Regions from separate parts of the Homo sapiens genome. Here regions 1 and 2 are each linked to region 3. The links are chromatin contacts, found by Hi-C or POLR2A ChIA-PET in ENCODE. All regions are on one chromosome and are shown on one strand. The core of a region is the stretch at or near the end of the contact, and the rest is flanking DNA. Distances in the headings are between cores, read along the strand shown. Region 1 holds the start of TAX1BP3 (Tax1 binding protein 3). Region 2 overlaps YWHAE (tyrosine 3-monooxygenase/tryptophan 5-monooxygenase activation protein epsilon). Region 3 holds the start of PAFAH1B1 (platelet activating factor acetylhydrolase 1b regulatory subunit 1).

Region 1 (3,629 bases), core at 821-3,320, 1.1 Mb after region 3:
GGAGCAGGTTAGGTTGGAGTGCCAGGAGCTGCGGGGCAGGTGTCCAGAAGGCAGATGGATCTATGGAGCCAGGGTTCAGAAGAATGGCCTAAATGTCTTTAATATTCTCAGGATTCTACATGGGAGAGGGTGGGGACTGGGGAGTGAGCCTGCCCAAACCCATCCCCAATCCAAGACTCGAGGGAGAGGCCAGACCATACACACCATGTCCAGGCACGTTCCTGGTGTTACCAGAATTAGGGGGCATGGGCCTGCAGTTTTGGGGAAGGCCCTGGGACCAGTTATGGCGTGAGGGAGGGGGGCAGGAAGCATGAGGCCTACTGTGCCTGGGTCCTCATGCCCCAAACTGAGCTCCTCCAGGCCTGCTCTGCCGGCACGGTCAGAAGATTACAGGCCCTTGGGTTGGGAGACAGGGCTGTCACTGATTTGCTGGGTGAGGTCACGCAGAAGGTGGCTTGCTGTAGCTCCTCACCTGTCCCTGCCCCCCTTCTACCTAAAGAGCAAACCTGGTGCCTTCTCTCTGGGGCAGGTAGGGATCTAAAAAAGCCAGGCTGGGCCGGGTGTGGTGCCTCACGCCTGTAATCCCAGCACTTTGGGAGGCTGAGGCAGGTGGATCACCAGAGGTCAGGAGTTCAAGACAAGCCTGGCCAACATGGTGAAACCCCGTTCTACTAAAAATACAAAAATTAGCTGGGCATGCTGGTGCATGCCTGTAATCCCAGCTACTCGGGAGGCTGAGGCAGGAGAATCGCTTGAACCCAGGAGGCGGAGGTTGCAATGAACCGAGATCGCGCCACTGTACTCCAGCCTGGGCGACAGAGCAAGACTGTCTCAAAAAAAAAAAAAAAAAAAAAGTCAAGCTGGTGCAGGGAGGGTGAAGCTTAGGACAGCTGTCAGCTGGTCCAGCAATGTTTCCTCCTGGCCCAGGCCTGAGCCAGTGCTCTAAGCTCAGCCTCACTTGTCGCCTTTATCAGTGGCTTCTCTGCCTCCACCCACCTGATTGCTGGAGCTTCTCCAGCACACCCAACTGAGATAACACACCCAGTCCCTATGGCTCCAGGGCGGGGACTTTCGCTTGACCTACTGCCCACCGGGCAGGCATTTCTTCTCATTCTCTGAACGCTGTCGGGAGGTAGGCAGGAGACCTGAGTCTTTCCTGAGGTGGTCTTTTCTGGCTGAGCACTTCTCTCTGGGACTCCCCACCTCTGTCATAGGGTTGTGTCCCTCTGTGACACCGGCGTCTGAGTCTAACGTCCCAGCCTTCCTTCCTCCCTCTGCCTAGTCTAATAGCACCCAGCACCTAAAACAAGCCAGAGGGCGGCCAGGGGCCTAGGCTAGCCCCCGGAGGGTCTACTCAGGACTCAAGTGCCAGGAGGGAGGCCTGGACTTTTTTGCCTTAAGGGCTGGAGACCCAGGAAAAGTTCGAAGAGGAAACGCTCATCGCAGCTATACGAGCGTCCACCCTGGACCAGGCGGCGAGTGGGTTGGAGGAGCAAGGCTGGACAGGAAGGGGGCAGGGGCTGCCACGGCAGGCTCGGGAGAGCCCCACCCCCAGATCTCCCTCCGGGCGGCGGCGCAGGCTGCAGCGGAGGAAGCATTTCCTCATTCCAGAGGCTGCGACTCATGGACGTCGGGATCGGCGCCCGCCCCCAGCAGCTCCCCGTCTGGGGACACGGAGGCCCGGGAAGGGGGCGCTTTTCCAGGCTCCTGCAGCCAGGCCTTTCCCCGTGGCCCTCCCCGCCCTGCGCACGCAGTCTGGGCTCTGTCCAGGGTCTCGGGAGGCTCTCGGGTCCCGGCCATCCCTGTTTCGTGGCTGGGGGAACTGCGGCCCGCTCCGGCAAAGCGGGGACCCGAGCCCTTGCCGCCGGTTCGCAGGAGCCCCGGGTTCGATGCTCTGTCAACCTGCTTGGGGTGTCCGTTTCCCGCTCTGCGAGGTGGGGTCAGGCCAAGACGAGGAGGAGCCCGCGCAAGCGCACTCACCACCACGGCGGTGACCGGCTGGCCCGGGATGTAGGACATCTCGACCCTGCTCTGGTCGCCCAGCGCCGCTCCGAGAAGCCGGCAGCAGAGTACCCGCGGTCGCGCCCTCGCTGCTTAACAAAGGCCGCCCCGCTCGGCCCGCCCCCTCATGAATAGTTAACAAACCTCCAGCCAATCACTGGCCGGAGCGCCACTCCGCTTTCGGAAGTCCCTGCGCGTGCGCAGAAAAGCGGGCAGAGGGCGGAGCGTGTCCGGGGCGCCCACGGCGCAGGCGCGGAGGGCGGGGCGGGATCTGGGCGCGTGCGCAGCCCGAGACCTCCCGGCAGTCTTCCGAGCAAGATGGCGCCGCGGGCATTTCTTCCACTGCCCGTCTGAGGGAACGCTAAGTAGTGTGTCCGGCGCCGTGTTCCAGGTAACTGGGCCACCGTGGCCGGGGAACGCAGACGCGCCACCACCTCCCGGCCGGCCCGGACCCTCAATCTCCTCGGCGTCTTTGGAAGATCCGAGGCCCAGGACTGGTGCCAGGTCTCGGAAGCTCCAGGGGGAGGGGGCGGCGTGAACCCAACTCACCGAGCTCCGGGCGCCACTTGTAACTTGGTTTTCTCCGCAGCTCCGCGTTGTTCCGCGAGAAAGCGAGAGGCCGAGCCCGGGCTGGTGCGATGGCCGCGGTGGTGGCCAAGCGGGAAGGGCCGCCGTTCATCAGCGAGGCGGCCGTGCGGGGCAACGCCGCCGTCCTGGATTATTGCCGGACCTCGGTGTCAGCGCTGTCGGGGGCCACGGCCGGCATCCTCGGCCTCACCGGCCTCTACGGCTTCATCTTCTACCTGCTCGCCTCCGTCCTGCTCTCCCTGCTCCTCATTCTCAAGGCGGGAAGGAGGTGGAACAAATATTTCAAATCACGGAGACCTCTCTTTACAGGAGGCCTCATCGGGGGCCTCTTCACCTACGTCCTGTTCTGGACGTTCCTCTACGGCATGGTGCACGTCTACTGAAATGGGGGCCCGGGGGACTTTTTTAAAAAACCAGATCGGGAGGACTGTGGCCAGCAATTAACACCATGTAGACTTCCTTAGTTCTTAAGTGGTTGAATTCGCTGCTTGTTCTGTAACGTTATAAATAATTTATATCTGAAGACGGAGAGCCTGTAATATTCTTCAGATTAAATGAAGCGTGAGACACTTTGTGGAGTTCTTTCCTGCTGTAACGCTTAGGCTGCCACTGATGCAAAATCGCCGAGATTTGACTCCTGGAGAGCAAGGAATGGGCCATAGCCTTGTGTTAAGTCCTTGTATTTACACATAGGCCATTCAGAAACGGGCCCTAAGGGCCTACATAAGGAAAGAACTTATTAACATCCTAAGAAGCAGTAACAGTTAATATGTATTAAGAGCTCCCTGGGCCGGGCACGGTGGCTCATGTCTGTAATCCCAGCACTTTGGGAGGCCGAGGTGGGCGGATCACCTGAGGTCAGGAGTTCAAGACCAACCTGGCCAACATGGCAAAACTCCGTCTCTACTAAAAATATAAATATTAGCCGGGTGTGGTGGCGCGCGCCTGCAATGCCAGGTACTCGGGAGGCTGAGGAAAGAGAATCGCTTGAACCCTGGAGGCAGAGGTTGCAGCGAGCCGAGATCGTGCCACTGCATTCC
Region 2 (3,530 bases), core at 923-3,422, 1.2 Mb before region 3:
ATCCATTCATTAGGCCAGGTGCGGTGGCTCACGCCTACAATCCCAGCACTCTGGGAGGCAGGTGGATTACCTGAGGTCAGGAGTTCAGACCAGCCTGGCCAAAACATGGCAAAACCCCGTCTCTACTAAAAATACAAAAATTAGGCTGCCATGATGTCTAGGCGAATGTCTGTAATCCCAGCTACTCGGGAGGCTGAAGCAGGACAACTGCTTGAACACGGGAGGCGGAGGTTGCAGTGACCCGAGATCGTGCCACTGAACTCCAGCCTGGCAACAGAGCGAGACTTGGTCTCAGGAAAAAAAAAAAAAAATCCATTCGTTAGTTAATGAACATTTGGGTTGTTTCCATTTTTGGACTATTATAAACAATGCTGCTACGAACGTTCTTTAAGTTTTTGTATGAATAAATGCTTTCAGTTCACTTCAGTATACACCTAGAAGGAACTTCAGGATCACATGGTAACTAGCTTTTTGAGGAAGGACATCCCAAACTTTTCTACAGGAGCGGCACCGTTTTTACACTCCCACCAGCAACACAGGATTCTAATCTGGCCACGTCCTCAGGAACACTTGTTAGTTATTCTTTAAACTAGTCATCCTAGTGGGTGTGAAGCTGTATCTCTTTGTGGTTTTGATTTGCATTTCCTTGATAACTAATAGTGTTGAACACCTTTTCATGTGCTTATGAGCCTTTTGCGTATGTTCTCTGGAGAAATATCTATTCAAACACTTTGCCAAATATTTAATTATTTGTCTTTTCATTATTGGTATGTAGGAGTTGTTCATTTTTAAAACCCCACTGACTCCTCTTAATTCCCCCAACCCCCTCTGCATCCCTTAAGGTAGCAGATTAAGGAACAGAAGTAGCATTGAGTCAGGAGACACTTCTATTGCTTCAAGAGACAGGGTCTCACTACGTTGCCCTGACTGTATGTCGTGCAGTGGCTATTCACAGGCCCATGATCACAGCGCACTATGTAGCCTTAAACTCCTGGCCTCGAGTGATCCTCCCACCTCAGCCTCCCAAGTAACTGGGACTATAGGTGCACACTACCAAGCACATCACTCCTTCAAGAGTATGGAAAGTCAACTTCTCAATCTCTCCAAACATTCTACGACCAGTGCTTTGTACCAGTTTGTACAAATAACGACTACAATGACACTCTCTTCCAATATCACTGTCATCTTTATCCTTTTAACACCAGCAACAGAAACATAATACTAATGATAATGTACCCCAAAACTATATAAGAAAAGCTGATTTATCCAAAACTCTAGACTAACTACACCCTTCAGCCCTCCCTCAGTAGAGGATGAACTCCAACCATTATATTCACATAAAGGCCCTCAACACAACTAGCATTTCCTGAAATCACCTTTGCGGCAAGTATTTTATCAGTGGGATGTGGGCATTTCACGGGTGGGGGAAGGCTGTCATGTGTTTGCAGCAGGTGGGATCGCAATTTAAGAACCAAAAAACTGAAATGGTTGAAATCACTTCTTTTGGATCCACGGGCAGTTTTGCTACAGTAATTTTGAGTAACAAAATCGAATTTCTGGGACTTTTCATGGTTTGGGGACAAGGGTGGGTGATTAAAATCGCCACTCTGAAAAACATACTCCTCACAAGTTAATTAAACATAGTTAAGTCTCTTTAGTTCCAAGTAAGTTTCCCTTCATTGTATGGTAATAGCCTAGACACAGATCCACCACATGGAACCAGCTTGTGTCTGGGACACCCATCATCTGCTGCTGCCAGTAGAGTCACAAGTTTTTCCCCTTGACTTGTTAACTGAGGTTTGGTTTGTGGTTGTGTTCTTTCAACTATGTTGTTCATTCAACAGACTAATTCATAAATAAAACACCCCATTTCAACTATGTTGTTCATTCAACAGACTTATTCACAAATAAAACCCCCCATGCTAAAATAGGCACTGTTCCAAATGCTTCGCTGTATTAATGTGCTTAATCTTCTCAACAGACCTCTGAAGTGGGTACCAGTATTATCCCATTTTAGAATATCTCCATATACTGAAGAACACGAAGGTTAAACTTGTTCCAGATCACAAAGCCAGTGGACTACAACTCAGGGAATCTGACTTGAGTTGTGCTTTGATTTAATCATATTGCCTCAGATTTGAATATTTATTTGAATGCATCTGTACGAGGATCCTTTTGTTTGCTTCTGTGACAATAGAGGGGAAATAACTGGTTTCAGTGACTCTACCAGAGAAACAAGTTTCACATACTAAAATGTGGTTGAGACCCAGGCATGGTGGCGTCTGCCACCATGAGAGAAAGAACGAAGACAGAAAGACAGACAGAAAGACAAGAAAGACAGACAGACAGACAGAAAGAAAGAAAAAGAAAGAGAGAGAAAGAAAGAAAAGAAAAGAAGGAAAGAAGTTCACTCCTGCTTAAAACGCATTTCTTTTTCCACCTAGAGGTTCACCCCTCTCCCAAAAAAAGCTTACTTTATTCTTTTCTCTTAAAGAGACGGGAGTCTTTGTATGTTGCCCAGGCTGGTCTCCAACTCCTGGGCTCAAGCAATCCTCCCACCTCAGCCTCCTGAATACAAAAAGCTTAGTTTCATACCTCTAATATCTTTACATCAACATCCCAGTAAACCTGATTTTCCCAAGACTGTCCTTGCCAGGTAGTAAAACAAGTCTCTGCTGAGCTTCAACAGTTTCTGATAAACACAAAGTACAAAATCATAAAAGGAGCAGGTCTCCAACTATCAGGCTGACAAGTCACAAGGCACAATTTACAGCTCCTAATGAAATTCAGGGTCAGGAAAAAAGCAAACTGTTCAGAATCTGCCATGGGAAAAACGAGCAGGTTCTGTACTGGCTGACAGGATTAATGTTCCTCTTACCAAAGCACACAGGGTCATAACCCTAACTTTTTTTTTTTTTTTTGAGACAGAGTCTAGCTCTGTTGCCCAGGCTGAAGTGCAATCTCACTGCAACCTCCATCTCCCATGTTCAAGTGATGCTCTTGCCCCAGCCTCCCTGGTAGTTAGGACTACAGGTGCCCGCCAACGTGCACGGCTAATTTTTATATTTTTAGTAAAGACAGGGTTTCACCATGTTGGCCAGACTGGTTTCGAACTCCTGACCTCAGGTGATCCACCTGCCTCGGCCTCCCTAGGTGGTGGGATTACAGGCAGGGGTTACCACACCCGGCCCTAATCCTGATTTTAAGGGCAGAAAAATGAAGCTAAGAGTAATGTTCCTAAAGTCACACAATGGTAAAACCCAAACTCAAACCCAGACAATCTAACTTAAGAGTCTGAGCTTTTAGCCATCACACTTCAATGACTTTGCAACCAGAGTGCTCACAGAAACAAATTCCTTAGCCCAAGAACAGTAAAAGCAATCACACCAAGGGAAGAAAAGGGCACAGCATCAGGCACTGACATAAAAAGGTTCTGTCAGAACCGGAAATGTGGCTCACACCTGTAGTCAGTCCCAGCTACTCCAGAAGCTGAGACAGGAAGATCGCTTGAGCCCAGGAGTCCGAGGCCA
Region 3 (3,489 bases), core at 503-3,002:
GGTATCAAGCAACAGTAATGTTTACATGAGTTACCTATAAGTCCCCACGAAACTAAGATACTTTACACAGGCTGCACCTCCTCTGTAATTCTCACAAAAGCCGGGTTAGTTATTAGGTGTCTTTTATTGAGAAACTGAGGCCAAAGAGAGGTATGGTAATTTGCCCCAGGTCGCGCTTCTGGCAAGTGCGGGGTCCAGGATTTACACCTAAGTTGTCTCTTTCGTTAACTCTGCTGCTTCTCAAATGCAGTATATATATATATATTTACCTACATAAAGTGACGCAATAAAATCAGTACACATAAGCTTAAGCCTGTTTCAAGAAAAAAGCTTCCTTGGACAATACAAATGAATGATAAGATAATCTCATTTAAACCTGTTATTAAAATAATAGCCCATATTGAATTATTCAGAACCCCAAATCTCGCTTTTTAAAAATCAAGGGTCGGCTGAGCACGGTGGCTCACGCCTGTAATCCCAGCACTTTGGGAGGCAGAGGCGGGCGGATCACGAGGTCAAGGGATCGAGACCATCCGGGCCAACATGATGAAACCCCGTCTCTACTAAAAATACCAAAAAAATTAGCCGGGCGTGGTGGTGGGCGCCTGTGGTCCCAGCTACTCGGGAGGCTGAGGCAGGAGAATGGCGTGAACCCGGGAGGCGGAGCCTGCAGTGAGTGGAGATTGCACCACTGCACTCCAGCCTGGGCGACAGAGCGAGACTCCATCTCAAAAACAAAAACAAAAACAAAAAACAAAAATTAGCTGGGCGTGGTGGCAAGTGCCTGTACTCCCAGCTACTCGGGAGGCTGATGCAGAGAATCGCTTGAACTCGGGAGGCGGAGGTTGCAGTGAGCCGAGATCGCGCCACTGCACTCCAGCCTGGGCGACACAGCGAGACTCCGTCTCAAAAAAAAAAAAAAAAAAAAAAGGAAAAGAAAAGAAAAATCATAGGTATCTGTGTGGAATAAATTAACTACAAATCCCCAAGACGACTCTTGTCATCAATATTTCAATCCATAATTTAGCAAACACACACAGACATCCCTTATAGGGATACAGTTCCAGGCCTTTCTTTGGGCATCCGTTTCGAGACCTGGAGAGACTCTGATGTCTGTGTGTGACTAAGGAGAAGAATAGCTGAATCATATCCAAAAGCGAGTCCTCCCAATTAAGAATCTATAATACAAATCAAGACAATGACAGCATTCCATCTGCCTTTTAACCTCAACAGCTCCTCCTCCCAAGCCAGCCAGCCTACTCCCCTCCCTCATTCCCCCCCAAACTGGGAAATCATCTCGGAGGCCGGAGGCAGAAAGGGGCGGTAGGTGGCCGGGCCCCGCTGCCTCTCGCGCCTCCCGGGGCCCGCCACACACGGTGCCAACGGGACGCCGCGGTCGGCCGCATGAGCGCAAAAGCAGGGCAGCGAGGTGAGCAGAGCCAGAGTTCAGAAGGGGCCGCAAGTCAGACGAGGGGCTGGGAAAAAAGAGCCTCTCCCAAGGTTAACAGAAGCGTGCGGAGCGTGAGAAGCAGCACCTCGCACGCAGACTCGCCCGCCGGCCGGGTGGCACCGCTCAGCCGCCCGCCCGCTAGAAGGCAGCGCGGCCCCGGCCCGGCCCAGCCCGGCGCATGCGCCGCAGCCCCTCCTCCGCTCCCGGCGCCCGCCCCTCCCTCTTCCTGGCGGGTCTGGGGCGGCGGCGGCGGCGGCGGCGGCGGCGCGGTGACGTCAGGGCGTTGGGGCAGCTCCTGTGACAGACGGAGCTGGAGCGGCGGGGCGGCGGCGGAGTCCGGCGGCCGGGAGAGCGAGTGAGCGAGCGGAGGAGCAGCGACACGGGAGTCTAGGGAGCGAGAAGGAGAAGGAGGGGAGCGCTCGGGCGCGAGCGAGAGAAACCGCGAGCGCCGAGCTTGGACTCGAGCCCCGGAACGGCTGAGGAGCCCGCCCGCTCCCCTCCCCTCCCCCTCCCCGGGCCCGGGCCCAGCGCGCCATCCTCCCCCCTCCTTCCCTCCCTCCCTCCTTCCTCCCTCCCCTCTCCCTCCCCCTCCCCCGCCGGTGGATGGGAGTGAAGGACGGAAGAGGCCCTGCGGAGGCGGCGGTGCAGCGCTCCGGTAAGGCGGCGCGGGTCTGCGCCCTCCCCTCTGTCTCCTCCACCGCGCCCGGGCGGCTGCAGGCCGGACCCGGCGGCCTGACGATGTGGCTGCGCCGGTCCCCTCCCTCCCATTCTCCCCTCCCCCTGCCTCCGCCGCCGCCTCCTCCTTCTTCTTCTCTCCTCGCTCTCAAAATGGCGGCCGCGACGGCCGTTGAGTGAGAGACCCGGAGGAGGGGGACTGTCCGGGGAGGGCGCTGCCCTCGCTCCTCTCCTCCCGGGCCCGGCTTTGGGGGCTGCCGGCGCCTCTGCGACCCCCGCCCCGCGGCCCTCCCCAAGAAGGGATCGCCCTCCTCCCTCGGTGACTTAGCAAGAAAAGTATTCTTGGGTTGGAAGGGCGTGGGGACCAGGTAGCTCTCTGATCTTGGGGAAAAGGATCGGCCCTGCTCTCCCCGGCCGCGGAGACGAGCACCGCAGTCCCCACCCCACCCTCAGTTATCGGCTCGGGGACCGGCTCAGCCCCGCGCCGCCGGGGCACTCATAGGGCCTTCCAGGCATTCCGTCCCCGACTGGTCCTTAAGATGGGGTTGACCAGCGGAGGGTGGCCCACCGTCTCCCTGGCCCCCGGTGCGGCGGTCCAGCCTCAGCACCCGCCGAGGAGAGGCAGCCCGGCCCACCGAGCAATCCGCAGCATCCACCCACCGAATCTGGCAGGATTTTCTTTCTGCCACCGGCTCCTCGGTCGGGAGTTGCCTTTTGATGCTGTTAACATTCAGCTTCGAGGCTCCCTGCCATTCCCCTTCGTCTAATCTCATCTCCCTGCCCCTTTGGGAAACGCAGTGCCTCTGCATATTTACCCTCTTTAGCCTCCCACATGAGAAAATGCCTTTGAGGTGGTCGACACATTTTGACTCTGCACCTCTAAACGTAGCAGTAGAGGGGAAGAGGTTTTCCGTATTTAGTAGGAGAGAGCAAGGTACCATAGCTTTATATGTTATGCTACCTTTCTTCAGTGACTTAGCAAGAAACTCCTTGGGAAGAGGGCAGGAAATTTTCTTTTGGGGTTTGGGCCCAATTTATATCAGTCTTTTGGTTAAGAAAATACGCCTTTGAAGAGGAGGACCAGATTTGTGGTCTCGTTCTCAATGGGCGATGTCATGCCAAGGTCCCCCCTCCCTCTTTCCTTAAGTGGCAGTCCGGACAAATAGAGATATTACTGATATTCCCATCTCTCCTTTAAGCACACAGTCTTGGAGTTTCATAAGGTTTTAAAGGCCAAACAAACAATTTGTGCCATTTTTGGCAATTCTGTTTTTGTTGGGGGGGTGGGTTATTTTGTGTGAATTTCTTTTCGAGGCTAGGGCGGAGGAGACAGTGCTTGGGCCTTTCATACCAGTGATAATGTC

Evidence for each region. A loop is a pair of places that touch in the nucleus more often than their neighbours do. ChIA-PET counts read pairs that join two places held with the same protein, here RNA polymerase II (POLR2A). Pooled maps may share reads with other maps.
Region 1: a loop to region 3 is called in a map of B cell, with 16 times the contacts of the local background. The contact joins the promoter of TAX1BP3 here to the promoter of PAFAH1B1 in region 3. A Hi-C loop is called at or near these places in 1 of 168 maps with a recorded cell type or tissue (B cell) and 9 of 50 pooled maps. POLR2A ChIA-PET finds 5 or more read pairs at or near these places in 1 of 52 experiments (MCF 10A).
Region 2: POLR2A ChIA-PET joins it to region 3 with 10 read pairs in B cell. The contact joins the enhancer-like site here to the promoter of PAFAH1B1 in region 3. POLR2A ChIA-PET finds 5 or more read pairs at or near these places in 2 of 52 experiments (B cell and GM10248).

What each region holds. Positions count from the first base shown.
Region 1 is chr17:3,666,508-3,670,136 of GRCh38, forward strand. It overlaps TAX1BP3 (Tax1 binding protein 3), which reads right to left and starts at 2,071. Exons shown (of 4, transcript NM_014604.4): 1 at 1,981-2,071. The coding sequence starts at 2,019. EMC6 (ER membrane protein complex subunit 6) reads left to right here and starts at 2,305. Exons shown (of 2, transcript NM_031298.4): 1 at 2,305-2,392; 2 at 2,591-3,158. The coding sequence starts at 2,640. The coding sequence ends at 2,972. It overlaps P2RX5-TAX1BP3 (P2RX5-TAX1BP3 readthrough (NMD candidate)), which reads right to left. Exons shown (of 15, transcript NR_037928.1): 12 at 2,551-3,629. RefSeq lists enhancers at 865-1,396, 1,397-1,927, 2,460-2,990, 2,991-3,521 and a silencer at 2,019-2,358.
Region 2 is chr17:1,374,024-1,377,553 of GRCh38, forward strand. The region is part of intron 1 of YWHAE (tyrosine 3-monooxygenase/tryptophan 5-monooxygenase activation protein epsilon); the gene reads right to left. Among named protein-coding and RNA genes, the nearest start is that of YWHAE, 24 kb to the right of the region's middle. Within about 2 kb of position 2,173, at least 5 of the 41 ENCODE cell types and tissues checked have a DNase peak (open chromatin) inside an H3K27ac peak, as active enhancers do; they include B cell, where a contact is called at or near this core.
Region 3 is chr17:2,591,902-2,595,390 of GRCh38, forward strand. It overlaps PAFAH1B1 (platelet activating factor acetylhydrolase 1b regulatory subunit 1), which reads left to right and starts at 1,753. Exons shown (of 11, transcript NM_000430.4): 1 at 1,753-2,105. RefSeq lists an enhancer at 959-1,687 and silencers at 1,522-1,741, 1,792-2,021, 2,432-2,491, 2,552-2,601.